2 separate regions of the Homo sapiens genome follow, and region 2 is linked to region 1. Evidence: chromatin loops called from intact Hi-C (ENCODE). Cell type or tissue: PC-9. All regions are shown on one strand. Links, peaks and the distances in the headings refer to the core of each region. The heading gives the core; the rest is flanking DNA.

Region 1 (8,403 bases), core at 133-8,132:
ATTCTCCTGCCTCAGCCTCCCGAGTAGCTGGGATTGCAGGCATCCACCACCATGCCCGGCTAATACTTTTTTGTATTTTTAGTAGAGACGGGGTTTCTCCACGTTGGTCAGGCTGGTGATCCGCCCGCCTCGGTCTCCCAAAGTGCTGGGATTACAGGTGTGAGCCTCCGTGCCCAGCCAAGTTATTTTTTGATAGTGTTGCTACTTTATCTGCATTGTGAAAGTGGAAATAGAAAATAGAAATGCCATCATTTCTATTTCTAAAAATTAAGTTAAACCACCTTAGGAAATTCTGATAGGAGATGTGAAATCTGAATATGCTGTAAAAATTCTTTCAAATTGCCGTACAGTGTGTTTGCTTTTTTGTCTGTTGTAGATGACGGCTTTGTGGGTAATGTCAGAATCAAAGGTTGATGTCTCTATTTCTCACAAATCGGGGGGAAAATCCACTAACTAACCCTCTAAAGCTAAAATATTTAAGGACTAAAGCAGATGTGGCATAACTGCTGGTTTGCTAGGTCTCTTGTGGTTTATAAAGATATATTTTATGTCTTTTATGATTACGGGATGATGCCGAAAATTTTGGGGGTAATAATACCGTCACATTGGAAAGACTGCGTATAACATCTCTGGAGAAGATACAGAATGCCACCCGGCTGTCAAATCAAAGTAAAAGATGTTTAATTTGTCATTAAGAAAAGGCAGTCAGGAAATTTTATTTGGAATTTGGTCTTTGATATGTGAACATCATAAATGTGAGGATATTAAGTCATGTATTCATGAATAGATTTTTTTTTTGCTTTCTGACATAATATAATATGTTTTCATAATAATTTTTAAAGCTATTGTTAGATGCGTAGCTGTTAGAACTATAATTTATTTAAAGTGAGTTTTAAAATTGTTTAGATCTTTGATTTTTTTTTCCCCATTGGCACCTTTACTAGATGCCAGTATAAACTGGTTAAATAGCATTTGGTTTAAACAGAAAGAATATACGTATGCATATTTATGATATTTTGTTTGTTGGATCTTTTTCTTAATATTACTTGACTTTCTGTGTTTTAATCTCATTTTTTCATATTTTGGGTTGAAGCCACTCTAAAGTTTAACACCTAGGAGATTTCTCACTTATGGTTCCCTTTAAAAGTGCTAAAATCTCAGCCTCTCAAACAAGAGACCAAGCTACAATTTAAAGAAAGCGGTGGTATTGATAAAGGGCCCTAAGAATGTTGCCACCTTCCAAATGTGTCCTCTGCCACATCCTTTCTTTTAAAGCAGCAGGAGAATTGAGAGGAGGATAAGAGCCTGGTCCATCCAAACACTTCTGGCATGCCAATCTGGTCTTCTGAAGTATCCCCTGCTGCTTTAGAAAAAAGAGATCCCCAGACAAATGAAAGGCCCACGGGGACATTCACATGCACAGCACCTTCCCTCCAAGTGGCTTTAGATTGCCGGTGTGTTGGGGTGGTTTGGCCTGAGTTGAAGAATAGAGACTTGAGAACCATTTGTTTCCACACCATTTTGGGTGAAGTGCTATATTTTTCACCTTAAAAGCCCATTTAAAAAGAAAAATATGGTTTGAAAGGAGGACACAATTTGGAAGCCATCACACTTAATGGAGGCCCTTTTAAATGTAACACTTTGTCCTATCAATTCTCTTCTAAATTAGTTGTCACTACCTGGAGAAAACCCACCCTTGATTGTTTTATGCTATTGCTTAAAAATACATAGTCTTTTATATAGATTTTCCTATTCCAGTTTTAAAAACTCTCTGATAAGTTCCATTACTAAACTTACTTTCGTTAAGTAAGGAGTGGAACGTAATTTGTGTAGCAACACCCAGTGTAACATGTATGTAATTATCATTGGCCTCTAAATCTAGTTGCACAAATTAACTCAAAATGTAAAGAAAAAGCGAATTGGTCCTATTAGAAACAAGGCCTTGACCACAGAGGTTTTTACTAACAATCGACTTGGCCAGTCATGGTCAGATAAAGAACTTCCCAAAATTTACAGGATAATTTGGAAGAGGAAGGAAGTAATTTTTTTGGAGGTAGCCAGCAGGCAGTTTATCCTGTTACCTACTCCTGCAGCTCTGGAATATTCATGTAGCTTGGAAAATAGGAAGAAATTAGACGTTTTGAAGTTAAGTCCCTACCTTTTGCTCTTCTTTTGTCCTTGTTTTTTTTTTTTTTTTTTTTCTTGAGTGGCTGACATACTTTGTCAGCCTGAAAGTCCTATTGTCAAACCAAAGGTAACATTTGAAAAATTGAGTTTGCCTCTTCCCACCACAACAAATAGGAATTTCTCATCTATTTCCAATTTTCATCAACTATACACCGTAACATACTAAACATAAATTCTCAGACTTATCCTCTTAATATCTTTTGTATTTGTATCTCTCCTTTTTCATCTAAGTTTAATTTATCAGCAGTTCTCCCAACCAAATACCCTACTTCTTTTTCATTTCTACCACCTTAATCAGAGCTCGTTTTGTTTCCCTCTTCTGCCTGGATTGGACAAGAACTTTCCATCTTCTCAGCTTCTAGATTCTCATCAGTTCAGTTCATCCTATACATAGCTCTTGGAAAGATCTTCCTCAAACACCATATTTTATCATTCTACCATTTAGGAATTTCAAGAATTCAATTTATCACTCAAGAACCTCTACCAGATTGCGTGTTAATCATAGCCATGTTTTCCAGATCGAAGCTGGGAGCCAGTCAGAGTTCAATTCCTTTATCCTCCCTTGCACAACATCGGCCCCGGTCTGGACTGGTGCTTTACAGCATGCCATTTCCTTGTTTTCTCTTCTTCCAACATTCCACGTTCTTTTAATCTGCTTCAGCTTTCTTCCTCCAAGAATTTGAAATTAATCTTTATCTTTAACTTCTTTAATTGACTTCATGACACTTATTTACTGACTATGGACTATTTTGACTTGTAATTATTTGTGTGTTCTCCAATTGTGATTTTCAGTTTGTTTCTGTGGGTGTGGAAAATAAAAATCTTTAAAGGCATAACTTGCATTTTCATATATATGGAGAAAGAAACTCATATAACTATATATGTATGTATTGATAATTTTATATATAACTTTGTCTTATATTCTGTCATTAAATTTGTCTTATGTGAAGTATAGAATATGGAAGATTTACCAATGTGTGACACATAGATAGATTACTATGGACCTTAAAAATTATTTGGTCTAATTTTTTTTAGGATTAAAACAGGATGAAAATAAGCCTTACATTATATCTGCTCCTTTATACCTAGCTTTACCTTCCGCCCTCTTCCCATGCCAAACCCAGTCTCTCATTGGGAAACACACACACATGCCCCTAGAGAAAGCATCTATGAATACAATTCTGTGAACGTGGAGGAGGTAGGTGATTAGTAACTTTTGACTGGCCAAAGGGTGATGTAGGTTAAAGCAAGAAATGAGGGTGAGAAAAATCTCTGTTCCCCTAGATAGAGGGGAAGGGAGCAAACACTAGAACATGGCATGATTGAGTATAATAGAAGTGAGAATGTTTAGCAACCATTCTTTTCTCCTTTGTTTCTGGCATTTCCACCCCTCCCCACCCCCCGACAAAATTCCTGTCTTTGATCTATGCAGTAATATGTCTAAATATCCTAGAATTGGTAACTCTGTCTGTATGTATGTGTGTATATGTGTCTGTGCGTGTCCTTATCACCCCTACTTCAGCAGCAGCACAGAAAACTGAGCCAGGTGTTAATGAATTCATCTCTGGCAAAGTTTATTGCTCTGTGTGTGTGTGTTTCCATGCATGTACATGTGCACACACACACACACAATACACATACATATACCTACATACATGTGGCTGATGACTTCTCACAGTGTATCTCAAAGCATTATTGCATGTCCCACTTGGTTGATAGGGCATCTCTAGCCTGACAGATTTATCTGTTGAGAACAGGATTATGCATTTGAAACCAGTTTAATTCTTAGCAAGACAATGCACATGTCTTATGTAGATTTTGTTGTTGGTTTTTTTCTCCTTCGTAAGTTACTCGGGGAAAGTCATGTCAATATAAATCAGTGGTAATGAAATCAACATTATAGCATCTTTGATAATGCATTTGCTAAAGCCTTTCTGGACGTTTACCCAGCTCTCAATGATTGATATTACAGGCAGTGGATAAACATTTTTGATGGATCTGTTTGCTCACAGATAAAAAAAAAAAAAGAAGAAAATGTAATCCTTTTATCTCTTTGATTCAAAGAGTGTAATGCCATTGGAAAGGAAGCAGTTCAAATGTGGTCATCATAGGTTGGTGGCACCAAAAATAGAAACTCACTTAGGGTAAAATTTGCTGTCAGAAAAAATGGAGCATTCTTTCTGAACTCAGGAGCGTGTGGTTCATGCGAGCTTCCTTGTAGATGGTTGCTACAATAAGGCTTCTTTCATACAGGTGTGTTTATGCCCCAGGCTTGCTGGCCACAGTCCATTCCATTTACAGAAGCTGAATTAAACAATAACTACTGCATTGCAAAAAATGGTGGGGGTGGGAGGAAGGGGAGGGGGAAAGGTGAGCGTCAAAGGAGATGCCTGAGAGCTTTGTTAGGGCCAAGAAAAACCCTGTTGCAGTTGTCAGAGCTTGTTGATGTTGCTGGGAACGGCACTTTTTTTTTCTCCTGGATTTTGTGGTTCTGCCTTAGGAAAGAAAGTAAAATAGAACGGAAGAACAAAGTCCTACTCTATAAATCAGCAGCTGCTCCTTGCCAGATCAAAGGAGTGACATTTTTGCTCCTGGACTACTTGTCCACTTGAGGGCTTGACAGGCAGCTAACAGCTGGCCTGCTAGACTGTATGGGAGAATCAGCCTACATCTTCTTCTGAGCAGATGACAAGCTAATCAGAGACATATCCATAGCACAGGGCATGTGAGTGCACCTTGATCTCTTCAAACATATCTAATACATAATTGCTAAACAGCTTGGTGCATTTTTGGCCAGTTAATGCTTAGGTGGTTTCCATTAAGAAGTAGGATAGAGAATTAATACTTCAATCAAAGGTGATCATGAAAGCTAAAAAGCTACTAGATTTGTTGGGATCTTTTCCTCTTACAGTAAAATGGCTAGGAACATAATGGGAGTTGGCTAAGAATGTGTGCAACTGATTGTGAAGTGACTGGTTGATTTGCAAAGCCAGGTCAGGCTACAGTGCTCAGATACAGAATAGGTAATTAGAAATCAGTAGTTTTGAAAATGATTGTGCCTGCTTTTTATGTTGATAGAGTTAAATAAACTTGTAGGTGTACCTTCTGTGTCTGCAAAAAGTTATTTTCAGAAGCACTGTAAGGTGTGTAGGTATCCAGATCTGGAATTTTAATGTCAGTAGTAAAAGTTTCAAAGTAATTCAGTTTCTAGTTGACTTCCATCTGCAATAAATCATGTACAGGATGAGGTAATATACTACAACTTATGTCTATTGACTTAGGATTTTATCTTTAAGAGGATAGATCCTAGATGTGAATAGCTAAGGAAGTTTGAGTGTTTTCTCCTCCCTTGCTTTCAAATAGCTTTGAAAGATCACTTTTATAGTGCATGATAAATAGCTACATATGAATAATCTGATGGCATTCTGTAAGAGTAACAGTGCTTCAAAATCGTAACCTGCTGGGATGTTTTGTTACATGCCATCAAGTGTGATTGTATTCATGGAATAGTGTTTACTGTTGCTCAATATTGTAAAGGAAATAAAAGATAATTCCCTATCTGAGGGGAAATTTCTCAAATATTTTAATTAAAAGGTCCCTACAGTTACCCATATAAACCTTAGTCAAATAAGATAACAAATTTTCTTGATCTCCTTTAAAAATTCTTTTATGTATAAAAATAATTATATTTATTAAAAACTCCAACAGTACAGAATTATTTGGAAAAAAAGATAGAAATCTACCATTCTCCTATCCATGCCTGAGAGATAGCCTCTGTTAACAGTCTTCACAAAAACATTTTACTGGCCCAGCTTTTCCTTTAAGAGGTACAGATGGAGTACAATAAATTAAATTATTATAAAGTGTTTATTGCCCAAGGCAAGTGAGTAAAAGGCTGTTTAGATCTAAGATACCTAAAGAGAAGAGTATGTGCATTTTTTTGCAGCTGAGATTCACAATTAAAACTTGATCTTTGCAAGTTTCTATTCTTAAGCAGAGCACTAGAATTTGATATGTGATCTAGAGCAAGGCTTCTCATACTTAAATGTACATAAATCCCTTGGAGATCTTTTAAAATGCAGAATCAGATTCAGTAGCACAGGAATGGGGACGGTAATGTATTTCTGCATCTCTAACAAGCTCAAGGTGATGTTGCTACTGGTCCATGGCACACATGTAAAGTAGCAAGGATCTAGAGAACCATACAGAGAGTGTGATTCCAAAAGAGCTCACTCCCCTATCCACCTCCCACCCCTGCAGGCAGATGCCTGCCCCAGTGTCTAAAATCTCCACCATAGCATTGTACATTTGGATTAAACTCCGATTTTTAGAAAGATCCGGCGATATGAACACACGCTACCTGTAGGAGTACAACACAGTTATTACCCTGTGGCCAATCCAGCATAGATTTGTTTAACAGCCACCCACCTATTCCTAATTACTATCTATGAGAGAACAGAGCTATTTAGGAGCATTGGATAGGTGCATTTTGACTGTAAGCTAACATTTAATGAGCTTGCTATGTGCCAGGCATTGTGCTAAGGATCTTGCATACAAAATCTCCCTCAATCCTCAAAACCACCCAGGCCCAGTTATTTCCTCAGTTTACAGATAGGAAACAGAGTGAAGCTTGGGAAGGTTAAGAAGAACTGTCCAAATTCACACAGCAAATAAAGGGCAGAGGACATGAGCCCATGCTCTTCACCGTATTGCTCTATGCATAAGTCTGGAGTATACAACAATAATGGAGAAGGGCATGCTCAAAGTAGAGTATTTTAGTAAAGAACCTCCAGGAGCCCTTGTAACTTTAGGGAAGAATTAGATGAAAGTAAGAATATTGAAAGAAGACAGTAGAAGGCCATCACTTACTTGATAATTTTGTCCAGGGCCTTTTATGTCAGCATGAACACTCCATTATTCAAGCCATATTCATAAAGGTACAAAATGTTGTGATTCCAGATTAACATCATGTTTTTATATTATAAATTTATTAGTATTTAGTTCATGTGTTTTTAAAGGTGTAGGCAAATCTAGTATTCTATCAAATTATAAATCAAACTATTGCTTAGGGAAATTCATTATGATCCATGAGTCTGTCCCTAAGTAACATATGAATCTCATTCATTTACCTTACTTTGCTCACGGTTGTCTGTGAGAAAGGAGCCATTGTCTGGTCACCAGTGGAAAACTTATGTCTGCGACATGACTCCATCATTTGCGTGCCCAAGTTCATCTTCAAAGGCATTAAGCTTGCCTTATTCACTGATTTAACCATTTTAATGTATCTTACTGAGAAAATCCTACTCTCAGCTGTAACCATAGCACAGAGAAATACTTGCTTTTTTTGTAAAGTAAGAAAACATGGAGAAATTTGATAAGTGACTTGCCAAGGCTGAAGTTTCATCATTTGAAACACCAGCCAGGAGCAAGTGCTGTGAATAAGCACTGTGGCTGATGGGTCCCAGGGCTGGGGACAGTAGGGAAGCAGGGCCTTTTCATGTTTTAACAGGTCCCCGGTCACTGAGCTACCTACGCCTTTCCCCAGTTGATCTGATCTCTCTTCAACGGTTCAGTCCCCTTCCCTGCGCAAAGCAATCCATGCAGAATCTTCAATTCCAGCTATTCTTGATTCCTCCTCAGAGTGTTCAGGGATGGCAGCTTTCCAGGTAACTCCATGGAGGCCTGCACTTTCTAACAAAAGGAATGCCTCCAAAAGGAGTTGGTTACCAGGTGTGGCATGAAGTTAGTGAACCAGAAAGAAGGGATTTATCCGCCATTTAAAAAGATTGGGGGGTGGAGAAAGAAAGGAATAAAGAAAAGAAACCAACAACAAACAGGAATGACACCTAAATCTACTTCTATCAATCTGAACCATACTTCGGAGTAAAAAGTCTTTAAAGAAAAATCATGATGGTCAGAGTTCAGTTGTAGAAAAGTATGCAAAGCTACCAAGTTTAGACTTTCTGAGGACAGGAGAGGTCTCTGGGAAATAGCTCTTCAGCAAGGCAGTAAGATGAGATTACAGTGATATTTGCTACCTTGGGTTTATTTGTTTTAATGTATTTTTTCATCTCTGAGTTGAGTCAGAAAGGCCTCGTGATTCTTGGAACATCATTGAATTTATTTCTATAATTAAGTTATTTTTAAACTAACAGTCTTAGTATATAATTTTTAAGGATCACACATACTCATGCATTTTCTACTTAAGTAAAATTT
Region 2 (8,403 bases), core at 128-8,127, 150 kb before region 1:
GATGAGCATGGATATTTGTTTTGATTTAAATATTGGCCTGTTCAATCTCCATGATCGTAGGACAAGATCACTGACAAAGCAAGAAGACAGTAAAGTTGTACGTTTCCGTCTTCTTTGTGAAAGATCTCTCCTTCTGTCTCTTTGACTACATCCTTGGAGTATACCATCCCTTCTGTGGCCTTATGTTTTTGCAACTAAAACTTTATTGATTTCTACTGCTTATTACAAGTTTTGACATAGAAGGAGGGACATTCACAAATGATTTTCTTGGCCTACTTTAGCAATCCTTCTTTTTCTCTAAGAAAACAAGTCAGAATCTGTCACACTGTAATGATACTTAGGCCCCTGCTGTTCCTAGGCTGGGCATTGAAATTATGCCAAGGGCATCAGTAAGAGGGAGGACTAGCTTGTCAAGTTAGTGCCACATGCAAAGAGTATTGGCCTGGAGATCAGAGAGCTGTGAGTCATGGGTCACACTGCCTTACCTGGGCACCTGAATCTGTGGAAAGTTCTTGAGTCTTTTATTATAACTTGTTGCTCCTCAGGCAGCGTGAAAACCTTTAGTAGGCTTCTGAGCTGATGACTGACACTAGTGTGTCAGGAGCTCCAAGTTCTGGTCTAGCTATAATTTCCCCTAAGACATTTACTTGAAGAAATAAAACATTTTATTTTGAAATTTTTAAATTATATTAATTTTTAAAATATCCTGCTTGCTTTTTTCAAACAGTTTTAAGATTTTTTGAAAAGTTATTTTAAGATGTTTTATGGCTGCCATTTTATTTATAGGAAGATATCCAGATTTTGAAAGTTAAGAGGAAATGCTATACTTCTGAAAAGTTTCAGAAAAACTCGTTTGGTGACTGTAAATCTTAGTTTCTACAACCATCTCCCCAAAAGTCCAGAATTCCTGCCTCCTTTTATAATTTATTTCAAAGAAATAATTTTGTCATTTAGGATTTTTTAAAGTGTTAAAGGCAAGTATTGAAAGATTTTATGCTAGCTCAAGTCCCTAATGAATGACTTAACAAGGTAGACATGGCAACCAGCTGCTTCTGAAGATATTCTTAATGTGTAAATTTTTAGTGCGGCTACCTCTGCAACTACAAACCCTCATCTTAGTAGTTTGGTGATTTTACCCTAAAGACCTATATGTTAAAGATATTTTATAAATACGAGTGCAGTCATTGTTTTGTATAGTATTTTATGGATTATAGAAACTAGTCTGTTTCCTGGGTGAAATTTAATTAGCTATCTCTGCCCTTAAACACTTCTGCCGGCCTCGATGACCTTCTCTTAGGGCACCTGGTATATTGCAGCACTTTAACATGATGCCTTTCAAGAAGGCATCCCAATCCCTTTAATCCCCATCTTCCGTCTGTTTGACCCCTTCTTCATTGCTACAGTTAGAAGAATATTTGTGTGCACCCAGTGAGAAGGTTTATTTTGACTTTATAGATGGGATATCTAGAGCTGGAGTCCTATATTCAGGTAAGGTAATACCACAGGATGAAAAATGCAGCCTTGGGTAGCCGCACCCCCTAAGAGGATCAGATACAAATCTGTACAGGACCTAACCATGCCTATTTAAAATTACTAACTGCATCATGTATTCTCTGTAGAGAGTTCTTAACTTTTTCATTAATTTCCTTCCTTGATTGATAAGGCTGCCAAGTGTGTGATACCCTCAAAGTAGATGATAATTAAATTCATACCACTTCATTATTAAACACCTGTTTTCCTTCCCAGATTCCCTTGGCAGATAAAACATGATTCCAGCCCACAAGTTCTTATTTTTAGGGCCATTCTCTACAATTGTTAGAATTGTACCGAATCCCTGCACTCTGTAGCTGATGCCAAATGCCAAGCATCAGATTCACAGTAACAGAAATGGTGATGAGCTTAGAATCATTACGAGATCATAAACATGTGTTTTATTCACCTTGTTTAGCTGGGTCCCACCCAGTCTTATTTGAAAAGTTCAGAAACCAATTTCTTCTCTCATGTAGTTTTTTTTTCTTTTTGAGTCTGTGTCATAATTTTTTATTTTCAATTACCTTCCAAACACCCCATGAAACGTATAGAGCACACGTTCAGGGGTTACAGATACTAAACTGGCAAATATGGTGGTACACGATAACTTCCTGGAACTAAAGTGTCAATGTAGAATATGTGCTTAATTGAACACTCCATGATACGGTTTGTAGAACACTGAAATACCTACCCTAAGAAAAGTGTGTAGAACCAGAGACCTTAAAGTTTGTAGATTACACCAAACAAAACTATATACTTTCTTAAGAATATGTATTTTTGTCAGTTCCTGTTAATCCAAGGTAGCTAAAAGGTGGTATGTTGAAGCCCAAAATGAATTTTGAAAAATGTAACTCTTAGAGAGTTTGCTCATGCCTGTAATCCCAGTGCTTTGGGAGGCTGAGATGGGAGAATCACTTGAGGCCAGGAGTTCAAGACTAGTCTGGGCAACATGGCAAGACCCCCAGCTCTACAAAATATTTAAAAAATTAGTCAGGCATGGTGGCATGCACCTGTAGCCCTAGTTACTTGAGAGGCTGAGACAGGAAGATCACTTGAGGACCGTATCATAGCTCATGGAGGCTGCAGTGAGCTATGATCATGCCACTGCCCTCCAGCCTGCGTGACAGCGTGAGACCCTGTTTCTAAAAAAAGAATTTTTTTTTTTGAGACAGACTCTCGCTGGAGTGCAGTGGCATGATCTCAGCAAACTGCAACCTCCACCTCCCAGGCGCAAGCGATTCTCTTGCCTCAGCCTCCTGAGTAGCTGGGACCACAGGTGTGTGCCACCACACCCAGCTAATTTATGTTTGTATTTTTAGTAGAGATGGAGTTTCATTGTGTCGACCAGGCTGGTCTCTAACTCCTGGCCTCAACTGATTCACCCACCTCAGCCTTCCGAAGTGCTGGGATCACAAGCATAAGCCATCACACCTTGCCTAAAAGTACATTTTTTAATTAAAAAAAAAAAAGAAGGCAGTACACTTAGGAAAATTTTATTTATCTGCAAGCCTCAGTATCCTAAAGACATGTAATAACTTGGATCCCATTTCTGAGGCTATTTAATTAAGCTTTTTTGAATAAACAAGTGCACGTAATGCTTAGCTGTACAGAAATTATCAGTGTCCTTAGCTTCTATTGCTTAGTACTAGGCCAAATAATTTGAAAGAGCCTGTAATTCTTTATCTCCCATATGTAACATGTCAGCCATGACTATTTTACTTTACTCTTAAATATATAATTTATAAATAGAAGCAATGTTGATAGACTCGTTTGACTCCCTTCTAGAAATAAATGACTCATTCTGGATTGCATGTGAGAGCTTCAAGCTGCTCTAAGTAACAATCCACGACAATGAGAAAATTGTTATATTATTCATCTGGGCAGCAGGAAATTAAAAAAATAAAAAAGCAGTCTGCTCCCCTAGTAACTGGGACCTTTTGTGTGTTACAGATCACTGAGGGCAAACTTTGCATCAGTTCTGGGCACTGGGCAAATAAACTTATCTCCTCGTTTTTGTTTTTGTACCTTGTCATAAACTATGTAGATTGTTGGTCATTTAAATACAAGTGAATATATGCATTAATCAAAAAGTTATCTTAATTTTTTAATGATTCTTACAGAACAGTCTTTTCTTTTAGATCATTTTTTTCTATTTGTAATTTTGTATTTATTCAAAATATGTATGTTTGCTTTAAAAATGGGGTTTTCCTTTTGAAAGAAATCCCCTGGAAAAGGGTCACCTCTGTTTTCTTTGGAAATGCAGGAAATCAACATGTCCTCTGGCAGTTATTTTTCCTCATAATATGCCCAGTAAAAGTGGTGGAATCTTGACCCAGGTGATCTGTGGAGCCTTTGCTGATGAATTTGGTGCCACTGCTGTCCTCATTGTTTTGAAATTAAAGAGACAAGTGGTAATAGAAAGAGGAAAACACATTTTTAATGCAGAAATCATTTAGACCTGCAAAGTTTGTTGCCCACTGAGGAAAGAGCTCTGTTAGTGGTGACTGCACAGATCACATGATACAACCTTTTGACAACTGAGTGTCTGCCGGAGACGTCTGTGAGAGATGACCTTTTGACCTAGGAAGGAATGCTGTGAAGGTGGGAATGTACTCTCAGCCCTGGCCCAGGAGAGAACGTTGAAAACAGCCCCAGCTTCTCTGCTCACAGGATCTAGCTTGGTTTTCGCTTTGACTGTAGTATCAGACGATAAAAACTTGAGAGCGTTTCCTAAAATTCTTCCAGACCTTTACTATTACTCCCACCCTGTGTAATAGAGTGAAAAATAATATGAGTTATCCTATAAATGTGTGTTGCAGGTGACTTGAGAAATCAGTTGTTCTCCCTACCAGCTCGTGGGCTGGAACCCACATCTTGACCTGTTTTCAGGCAGGGAATTAAGCCCATGCACGATCCTTTGGGGGCCTTAGGTGGGTGTGGGGGGAGTAGGGAGAAAAGAATGAGTCCATTGCTGTAGAAGCATTCCCAGTAGCGATGATCTTCGTAGGAACAAAAATCCATTGTACAGGGCTGTAACCTGAGAAACTTTCTGTTATCGTGCTTGTTTTACTCACCAACATTGATCCCCGGTACATGTGACCCTTTGAAAAGAAGCACCATGTTGGTGATTCCTCTTATTACTAAATACCATTGTGTTTATAATGGCCATTTATATATGGTTACACTCCACGCCCGTGTGGTTAATAGGCGTTCTCTAACTCTCTGATGCCACCTGACCAGCACAGGATACAAGCCTCGGCTTCTTGATTACTCTCTTTACCCTGTCGTCTGTCATTCTGTGATGTTCTCTGTGAAAACAAAGTAGAGAGCTTAACATTGCTGAAAATAGGGTAGCACAAACTCTACCGGGGGGAAAAAAGACAAAAAAGCCTAGTAAAGCCTTGAAAAAAATAGGTTACTTTATTTATTTATTTATTTATTTTTTCAGTTCCACAATATGTCTGCATGCTTTGGCACTGATTTCTCAGCTAGTTGGGTCCCAGGAGGCCCCGTTGAGCCCTTTACTGCTCAGGGAGTTGCCGCTTTAGAAAATGGGGGAAAAATGTAGTTTGTATGAATTGTTCTTTACCTTGGTTTGGGTTCAGAATGGCAGCTGCACTCCGACTTTGTGTGTGACAGCACAAAGGCCAGCAAAACTGAAAAGCAAGTCAGCAAGTAGAGAGACAAAAGCAACGATCAGCTAATACAGCTCCACATGGCCTGACTAATTTATGAGAAAAAAACTGTTCTGTTCATTGGATCAGCACTCTGAGGAGGCAGGTGGAATTGTAGGAAGTTTTCATTGACTCTCCCGAGCAACTAAGGACGCCACGAGAGATTCTTCTCAGTTTGAACTTTATCAGGGTCTACGCTTAATCAATAGAGTATTGGAAAAAGAATTAATTACTAAAGCAGAATAAAACAGCTGCATTTTAAACTAAGGATCCATCAATTCGGTAATCTTCCAGTTACAGGCTAGGTGCCGTGAGGATTTGACTCCATGTAATGAGGAACCCGGGGAGTTTCCTCATGAACAGGCTGGGAATTCACATTAGCCTGTTTCAGCTATTTGTCATTAGTACAACTCATTTCTCCTCTTCTGCATTACAATTTGTATTTTATGTACTGTGGAACCCACGAAATTCCCACATTCATGGGAGGGAGGGCGTTAAGGCGGAAATCATTGTCACCCTGAGAAAGAGTCTTAACCTAGCTCGGCCTCTTTATTCTGGAAGCTGCCGCGGGAGCGGTTCGGAGCTGGACCCTGCTCCATTGTGCCCAGGGTGGGGGTCAGGGCCCCCGCCTGTTGAAGACACACTGGTTTGAACCCAGCCTGGAAATGTTTCATCTATAATTTCCATAATGGTGGATTTCAAGGAGGGCTGAGGAGGGTTATGGGAGATGAATTAGGTTTTTAGTGAGCTCATTAGGAAGCCAAACAGAGTTGAGACACAAGGCAGTGAGCGGGGCTGTAATCAGTTCTGCTCGCTTTGTTCCCTGCCTCCGGGACATGTTTCGAAAACTTTCTGGCGGGGGCTGCCGAGCCGGTGCTCAGGCGAAGCTGCCGTCCTGGTGGCTGACTTGTTGATTTGTAAACCTCTTAATTCATTTTTTTTGTTCAATTTAATCTTTTCTTTCTGAAGGAAAATTAGTTGAATGTTAGCCCTCTTTGCACTATTCACCTCTTAAATTATGCTCATTTTGAAGAGCTTGTTATGCCTGAATAAACATGAAATGACTTGGCATTTTCCCATCAGAGGCACACCCATTTTAACACCATGTATTTACCATTCCTGGAAATGTCTCATTAACTTCTGAAAATCTGCGAGCATGATATTTTGGGCTACTGTAACACACCTCTTGGCAGTCACAGAAGGCAGTTTGGTTAATGCCTCATAATATCCATTTTTATTCTCAACATGAAGAAAGACTCTCTATAGAAAATTGATGCAGTTTGCTCTGCTAATTTTCATGCTCATTCCAATTAATTTAACATGACCCAGATTTTCTTCCTCGGGCTCATCCTGACTAATTAGTAAAGCAACACCTAGAACAAGTTATGTTTAATAACATTGAGGAACACTAGTTGTGAGTGATTTTGATGCTAATAAAGATATTCACTGATGGGACAGATATTTTATGTCAATTATGGTATGTAATTTAGAAGTCCCAATGTGCTGCTTGGAGTATGGAAAGGCTAGCAAATCACTACGGGAGATAATAGTGTTTTTAAGACTTCCGCAGCACCTAAATAACCACTGGGACCAATTACTTTATTTTTTGTGGTAGAACTAGCAGGATTGTTAACTGATTCCATGGTAATGAAAGGGGTGGAGTTGTTGCATTACAAACCTGACCCATATTCACCAGGGCCGAGCTTTCCGTACTTAGTGAACCTTAGCGAGAAAAGAAAAGCAATCAGGGGCATCAGAAAGCAGCATTTGTTCAAGGAGAAGGAGTGGTTTCTCCACCTCTGTGGTTGGCGTTCTTTTATCACATTTTTGTCAGTGAGATGAATCAATTTTACTGCTTACAGCAAGGTTGAAGGTGGTGGTGGCTGTGGCAGTGGTGGAAGGTTTCCGAAGTCGAGTAATGTTGTTTAATGTTGAGAGCTCTCCACATTCTCATGAGGAAAACAGTTGAAAGTGAGGCTCTAGGAAGTGGGGGGAAAAACACACACACACAGGGAAGAATTATATTTATTTTATTTCTAACAAGTATTTCATCAGTGCCTATGATGTGCCAGGCACTGTTCTATGTGCTAGGAGTAAGGAGGGATAGGAAAACCCCAGTGCCTGTCCCCAGGATGCTTACGTTCATAGTCGAATGTATATTTCCTATTGTCTTAAGTTGATCAACCACAAAATCTTGGCATGAATTACTCAATAGGGTATAGAAATGTTATGAGGTTTTATAGGAGAATGGGAAATTCTGGACAGATGGACTCTGAGCTCTCAGAGATAGCCATCATAGGATGCAGTCAATTGGTGTCATCCCTGTTTCTGCACTGTTACCTATAAGACCTTGGGCAAATTGCTCCACCTCTCTAAGCCTTAGTTTCTTCATGTGGAAAATGTCAACTCTCATAGGATGATGAGAATTAAACAAAGGAATTCATATAAAGTGTTTAGCAGAGTGTCTGGAAGAGAGTAAGTGCTCAATAAATATTATTTTGTATTAATGCTGTCGTTATTCTAGAAAACACTTAGAGTGAAAATTTCTCTAGCGGCATATAATAGAATGTACGCTAATCATTTCTCAATGCTAATTACTGCTGTTGAAATTTGAAATTAGAATTGACAGGAATACTTCCTTTTTCTAAATATCACAAACAGGCTTCTTTCTACATCCCTCTTTAAAAACACACAAAGTTATGCTGGGCACGGTGGCTCAGCCTATAATCTTAGCACTTTGGGAGGTTGAGACAGGAGAATCGCTTGAGCTCACAAGTTGGAGACAAGCCTGGGCAATATAGGGAGACGCCATCGCTACAGAAACATTTTAAAAATCAGCTGGGTGTGGTGGCACATGCCTGTAGTCCCAGCTATTCAGGGGGCTGAGGTGGGTGGATCGCTTAAGCCTGGGAAGTTGAGGCTGTGGTAAGCCGTGATCATTCCACGGCAGTCCAGCCTGGGCAACAGAGATCCTGTCTCAAAAAACAAAACAAAACAAAACAAAACACAATTAAAAACATGCAAAGTCTCCCCACCTCCTGATTTTTCATTGGCAAGTTTTCTGTGTGTAAAATCACTGGCCTCTCATAGGTCAGGGCTTCCATTTTTAGAATTTATTTCTACTTTATCTTTTTCATCTGGTCAATACAGAAAGAGAATGTAATTGAGGGAGATTGTGAGAGTGAGGCTAGACATAAAA

What was found. Peaks named below come from ENCODE experiments on the same cell type or tissue, not always from the same donor. Only the 100,000 strongest peaks of a DNase experiment are listed, where the experiment ranks them.
Region 2: it touches region 1 in a loop (12-fold over the local background); 2 of 110 quality-filtered maps call a loop at or near these places.

What each region holds. Positions count from the first base shown.
Region 1 is chr15:36,900,450-36,908,852 of GRCh38, reverse strand. All of the region lies in intron 9 of MEIS2 (Meis homeobox 2), which reads left to right. Among named protein-coding and RNA genes, the nearest start is that of MIR8063, 68 kb to the left of the region's middle. In PC-9, for the core only: no CTCF peak of the experiment used is centred there; a DNase peak (open chromatin) is centred at 4,452; H3K27ac peaks cover 1,004 bases.
Region 2 is chr15:37,054,219-37,062,621 of GRCh38, reverse strand. The region is part of intron 7 of MEIS2 (Meis homeobox 2); the gene reads left to right. Among named protein-coding and RNA genes, the nearest start is that of MEIS2, 42 kb to the left of the region's middle. In PC-9, for the core only: no CTCF peak of the experiment used is centred there; DNase peaks (open chromatin) are centred at 381 and 3,341; H3K27ac peaks cover 2,717 bases.